2 separate regions of the Homo sapiens genome follow, and region 1 is linked to region 2. A link is an interaction called in ENCODE POLR2A ChIA-PET data of the cell type or tissue named here. Cell type or tissue: Panc1. All regions are shown on one strand. Links, peaks and the distances in the headings refer to the core of each region. The heading gives the core; the rest is flanking DNA.

Region 1 (2,925 bases), core at 316-2,815, 130 kb before region 2:
GGAACCCTTAGCAGAAAGGCTGCTTTGCCCAGGATCTGGCTTGCCGCCCCAGACCAGCCCTACCGCTGTCTGGCATTGAATGTCCCTGGTCCGCAGTGAGTGGCCAGTTGCATAGACCTTAGATCAAGGAGCTTAGTCACCTCTTTCCAGCCTAAATCATGAGCACCCTAAATTCCCATGGGTTGTTGAGACCTAATAGCATCCTGGCTTAGAGATGGGATTGCAGCTGGGTCTGCACAGGAAACTGGCCTACTGTGTCTGCCTCTTGGTGCAGCATACAACCAGCCACATGGAAAAACCCAGCCTGCAATAAAAGACTTGCTTTGGTCACCACCTGACATTAGCTGTGGTTTAATCTGTGTAATGTTTTTCTTCCCCCCCATCTAAGCCTCAATTTCCTATCCATAAAATATGTTGGTTTTGGCCAGGCGTGGTGGCTCACGCCTGTAATCCCAACACTTTGGGAGGCCAAGATGGCCTGATCGCCTGAGGTCAGAAGTTCAAGACCAGCCTGGGCAACATGGCAAGACCCCCCCCCTCTACTAAAAATACAAAAAACTAGCTGGGCGTCATGGCACATGCCTGTAATCCCCGCTACTTGGGAGGCTGGGGCAGGAGGCAGGACAATCGCTTGAACCCGACAGGCAGAGGTTGCAGTGAGCCGAGATCGTGCCACTGCAACTCTAGACTGGGCCATGAGCGAGACTCTTTCTCAAAAAAAAAAAAAAGTTGGTTTTATTAGATTACAGAGAATACTTTCTCTATCCAAAATCTGTGATTTTAATCTAGAACACTGAATGTAGGTCAGTATCCACCCCATTTTCAGAAATCTGGGAAGATCTTTTTTTGTTTTTCAGCTTCTCAGAATAAATACTTTCTAGGATGTTACAAACATGGATGAAGTTCACCAGAACAGATCCAGGGTTAACCTTTTAAAGTCATTAGATATGGCTCCAGTAAAAGGCATGAGAAGGCACCCGTGAGACCCTGCAGAGGAAGCCTCACTCCTGGGCAGCCTTACGGCTGACGAGCTACCTTACTGAGCATATTCCTGCCTCTACACCAGAGACTCACTCTGTGGTCCGGTGTCACCTCGATTCTAAATTCCCTGCTTCCTGGTGAATGATGCTATCACACTTTAGAAACCTGGCCAATAAATGCTTTGAAATTTAAGGATAGCTATCCTGAAAAAATTTAATATAACCTAAATTGATAGTCTAATGACATCAGTATTCAGAAGAGGCATTCTATTTCAGCAAGTGGTTTTCAGAAAAAAAAAAAAAATAAATAACCTGAGTTTTTCCCCTGCCACTCTCCCCTCTTGCTTTTATGCTGCAAAAAGAGCTTGTGGCTTGCCTGACACACCGTGTTGTTCTCTGCCTTCGAAGATCTAGCTCCCTCAGCCTCCCCACGTTGTCCACCTCTCCAATACCATTGCTCCACTGGGAAGCTGGCCCGGAGGTGCTCTACCACGTTCATCTCTCGCAGCCCAGGGCTGTCTTTAACGTTACAGAGACACAGATATCAAAGTGTTGCAATTTATTTGGCTTTCATTAATTTGCCGGAAGCAAGGGAGGGTAGATACAAAGTACTCCTCTAACCTGTTATTTTCCTTGCTGTTAAAATGTAAAGAAGACTGATGTAAGAATCTCTGCCTTCCACCAGTCATAACCATGGTATGCACAGAGCTTATGAATCATCTTCTAAATTCACAGCTAGTTTTAAAATTTAGCTTCCAGGCTAGATCTGCAGGAAATGATTGGGAGATCGTAAGTGCTATGGAGTGAATATGAAGTTACTTACCAGATCCCATAAAGTTAGCTCAGGGAATCCTGAGGAAGGTGTCACTCAGAAAGCTGCTTTCAAAGCTGAGTCAGACCTGCATGGTGTTTATTACCTCCATTGTGTTACCATGCCAAACATATAAATAGCTTCAAAGTGAGTTCAGATTAAAACACAGAAAAATCTTTGGATATATTCACAGGCCAGTGGGGGTCATGTAACAAGTCAGCAAGGAAAATAAAAGATATTTGAGGTACAGCCTCAACTTTTTAAGATGGATCTTGAATAAAAAGGTCTAATGAAATATTTTATGGTATTGCTCTCTGGGATTTAAAAAAACAAAGCAAAACAAAAAAACGAGGGCACTGGAACAATGTTTTAGATAGATCACGGGTGTTTTCCAGTATGCATTTTTAGTGCACTTACTTAACTGAGAGCCCTCTCATATGAAACTGGAATGTCACCACCATGTGATAAAGCGTAGACTAGCTGTGACCTAATACGTACTGATCATGACTAACGCAGAAGTCCAGGTCACTGCGGTTGTATTTCCTGTGGCCTCAATGTTCTGGGGTTAGGGTTAACAGGGATAATTCATTTCTGTGTTCAAGTCTCTAATTCTTCCATCATGTAAACTGTAAGTGGGAGCAGACTGGATTCAGCATTGCTACAAGAGAAAAACAACAAATAGGAACACCACCAACACCATGTGTTGGGAGCCCCATGTGCCAGGCACTGTGCCAAATACTCGATATTGATTATCTCTTTTAATACACAATCCTGTGTGGCAGATCCTACTATGAGACCCATTTTACAGATAGACAACTGAGGCTGGGGGAAGTTGGAAATGGAGGAGCCAGGATTCAAGTCACAGCAGTCTGGCTCCTGCGCCCAAGCTTTTAATTTGTATCCTATTCACTTTTCATAAATAAATGACTCGTGTTGGAGGTGTTTGTATCCTTGGGGCCACTCAGTTTTATTCAGCCAGCTTTCCTTGGTTGTGGTTTTAATGTGTTAGGGAAGAATGAATGTATTCCCCACAGCTGGGCATCTTTGTGCTGGATCACCTGGCCACAGCTCATGAATAGTGCAGATTATCACACCCCACCCCCATGACTCCAGCAAATGTGCTGTGGGTATAGG
Region 2 (2,925 bases), core at 246-2,745:
AAAGTAAAGAAGAAAACTATATGATCCCTTTAATAGATGCCCCTAAAAATATCTTGATAAAATTCAGTGCCTACTCCTAACAAGAATCTGTTATTACATATGCTAAGAATAAAAGATGTAACAGGGAGGTGTGGTGTAAGCTGCTGGGTGAGATGTTTTACTGCCATGTGAGATCCTGAATTAACAGGGGTCTCTAATTCTTCATGGCCAGGTTTAAGGCCCAGGTCTTGACAGAAGATTCTCAGCATCAGTCTAGATTGGTCCAGCCAATACAATAATGTAAGCAAAATAATTAAAAGGTAAAGTACTAGAAAAAAATGTTTAAAGAGAACAGATAAATCTGCCACCATTTGCATTTAAATGATGTTGGAATTCCTTCCCTCCTCATCAGCTTGGCCAACTACTAATACCATTTAGTGTTTGTAGGAGTGTGATGAAATGAGCACTCTCTCATACATTACCATTGGGAAAACAAGTTGGTACAATTTATAGCCATTTGAAAGTATCTTTTATAAATAAAAATACACATATACTTGGATCAGCAATGCCACTTTAGAAATGTACCAGATAGAAAAATATTCACAGATCTATAAGGAAAATACTGCATCATTAAAAAATATACAAATAGATTAAGACAACTTGAAGTTTCAACACTTAGAGAAAGGGTAAATAGAGTCTTACTATGGAAGACTATGTAGCTGTTAAAATAAAGCCTATCCATATAGTTGAACCAAACTGTTAAATAGGTTACTCTGCTGAGGAAAAAAATGTATTTTACTGGGAGAAGGTGAAAAATGAAGGATGGGTTTTCACTTTTTTGGTTTATATATTTCTGAAGTGTTGGAATTATTGTCAGTGATTATATATTACTTTTGTAACAAAAAAAAGTTTAAAGGGTACCACAGATAGAATTTTTAAAACTATCTAAAACCTTCAAATACCTGAAGGAGGTAAAAGTAAAGAACAATGTAGTCCATGCATAAAAAGAAATAACAAAGGAAATGAGGGAAAGGGGAAAAAAGCATTAAGCATAACAACAGAAGACACAGTCAGTATAAGAAATAAACTCCAACTGTGTGCTCTTTATAAGGTTGTAAATTAAACAATGTTCAAAGATATATTGACAAATACAAATAAGACAAAATTAAATATTTTGATATGTAAAGTGAGTCAATATACATTAAATTTAAAAAAGGAAATTTTTATACCAATAAAGGGTATAATCCTCACAGCAGATGTGATAGATATGGAATGTTATACACCAAACAACAATAAATCAAACTCTTAAATGCTTTTTCTAAATAAAAAAAGAATAAGTACATTATATCAGCAGAGGTAAATATAGGCTATGTGGATTTGAATACTAGCTCTGTCACCTAGTCACTATGGAAATGGAGCAAGTCGTTTAAACTTTGTCTTAATTTTTCTTATCTCCAAAATGTGGTGTATTAGTCCATTTTCAAGCTGCTGAAAAAACTGCACAATTTACAAAAGAAAGAGGTTTAATTGGACTTACAGTTCCATGTGGCTGCGGAAGCCTCACAATCATAGCACAAGGCAAGGGGGAGCAAGTCACATCTTACATGGATGGCAGCAAGCAAAGAGAGAGCTTGTGCAGGGAAACTTCCATTTTTTCAAAACCATCAGATCTCGTGAGACTCATTCACTATGACAAGAACAGCGCAGGAATGACCCATCCCCATAATTCAATCAACTCCCACCAGGTTCCTCCCACGACATGTGGGAATTGTGGGAGCTACAATTCAAGATGAGATTTGGGTGGGGACACAGGCAAACCATATCATGTGGATACTAAAAGAACCTACCTTATGGAATTTTTATGAGGATTTAATTATGTAACAAACAGAGGCAGTACATAGAAATCTCTCAATTCTATGTATATGACATATCATCATATGTCAATATGAACTATTAGAGTTAAAAATTTAAAACATAATATCATTTACATTAGTACCAAAAAGCAATGAAACACATAGGTATAAATTTAACAAAATTTTTACAAGATCTTTGTGAGACAAATTACAAAACTGTGGTGAAAGAAATTAAAGAAGATCTAAATAAATGGAGAGAGAGTCTATGTTTATGGATAAGAAGACAATATTTTTAAGATGCCAGTTCTTCTCAACTTAATATATAGATTCAATGCAATCTTGATCAAAATCCAAGCCAGTTATTTTGTGTACATTGATAAACTGATTCTAAAGTTTATATGAAAGGCAAAAGATCCAAAATACTCAGAAAATACTAAAGAAGAACAAAATCAAAGGACTGACACAACCTGACCCCACGACCTACTATAAAGCTTACAGTAATCAAGATAATGGGGTATTAGTGAAGGAAAAGACAAATAGGACAGGTGTGGTGGCTCATGCCCATAATCCCTGCATTTTGGAAGGCCAAGGTGGGTGGATCACTTGAGCCCAGGAGTTCAAGACCAGTCTGGCAACATGGTGAGACCCCATCCCTCATATCTACAAAAAATACAAAAATTAGCCAGGTTTGGTGGCACATGCCTGTGGTCCCAGCTACTCAGGAGGCTGAGGTGGGGAAACCACCTCAGTCTGGGGAGGTCAAGTTTGCAGTGAGCTGGGATCACACCACTGGGCAACAGAGACCCAGTCTCAAAAAACAAAACAAAAGCAAAGAATAGACAAATAGATCAGTAGAACAGATGGAGAGCTCAGAGATAGACCCATACAAATATAGTCAACTGATGTCTGACAAATGAGTTAAGGCAATTCAATGGAAAAAGAATGGTGTTTTCACCGAATGGTGCTGAAGCAAGTGGGCATCCACATGCAGGAAAAAAAAAATGAAAGAAAGAAAGAATCTAGATACAGACCTTACATCTTTCATAAAAATTAACTCAAAATGGATCATAGCTCTATGTAAAACAGAAAGCTA

What was found. Peaks named below come from ENCODE experiments on the same cell type or tissue, not always from the same donor. Only the 100,000 strongest peaks of a DNase experiment are listed, where the experiment ranks them.
Region 1: POLR2A ChIA-PET joins it to region 2 with 11 read pairs; 2 of 35 experiments call an interaction of 5 or more read pairs at or near these places.

Annotation. Positions count from the first base shown.
Region 1 is chr7:130,903,128-130,906,052 of GRCh38, reverse strand. The region is part of intron 6 of LINC-PINT (long intergenic non-protein coding RNA, p53 induced transcript); the gene reads left to right. Among named protein-coding and RNA genes, the nearest start is that of LINC00513, 8.9 kb to the left of the region's middle. RefSeq lists an enhancer at 1,462-2,661. In Panc1, for the core only: no CTCF peak of the experiment used is centred there; DNase peaks (open chromatin) are centred at 324, 1,043, 1,822 and 2,282; H3K4me3 peaks cover 1,408 bases; H3K27ac peaks cover 2,500 bases.
Region 2 is chr7:130,771,322-130,774,246 of GRCh38, reverse strand. All of the region lies in intron 3 of LOC105375508 (a long non-coding RNA gene), which reads right to left. Among named protein-coding and RNA genes, the nearest start is that of KLF14, 39 kb to the right of the region's middle. In Panc1, for the core only: no CTCF peak of the experiment used is centred there; no DNase peak of the experiment used is centred there.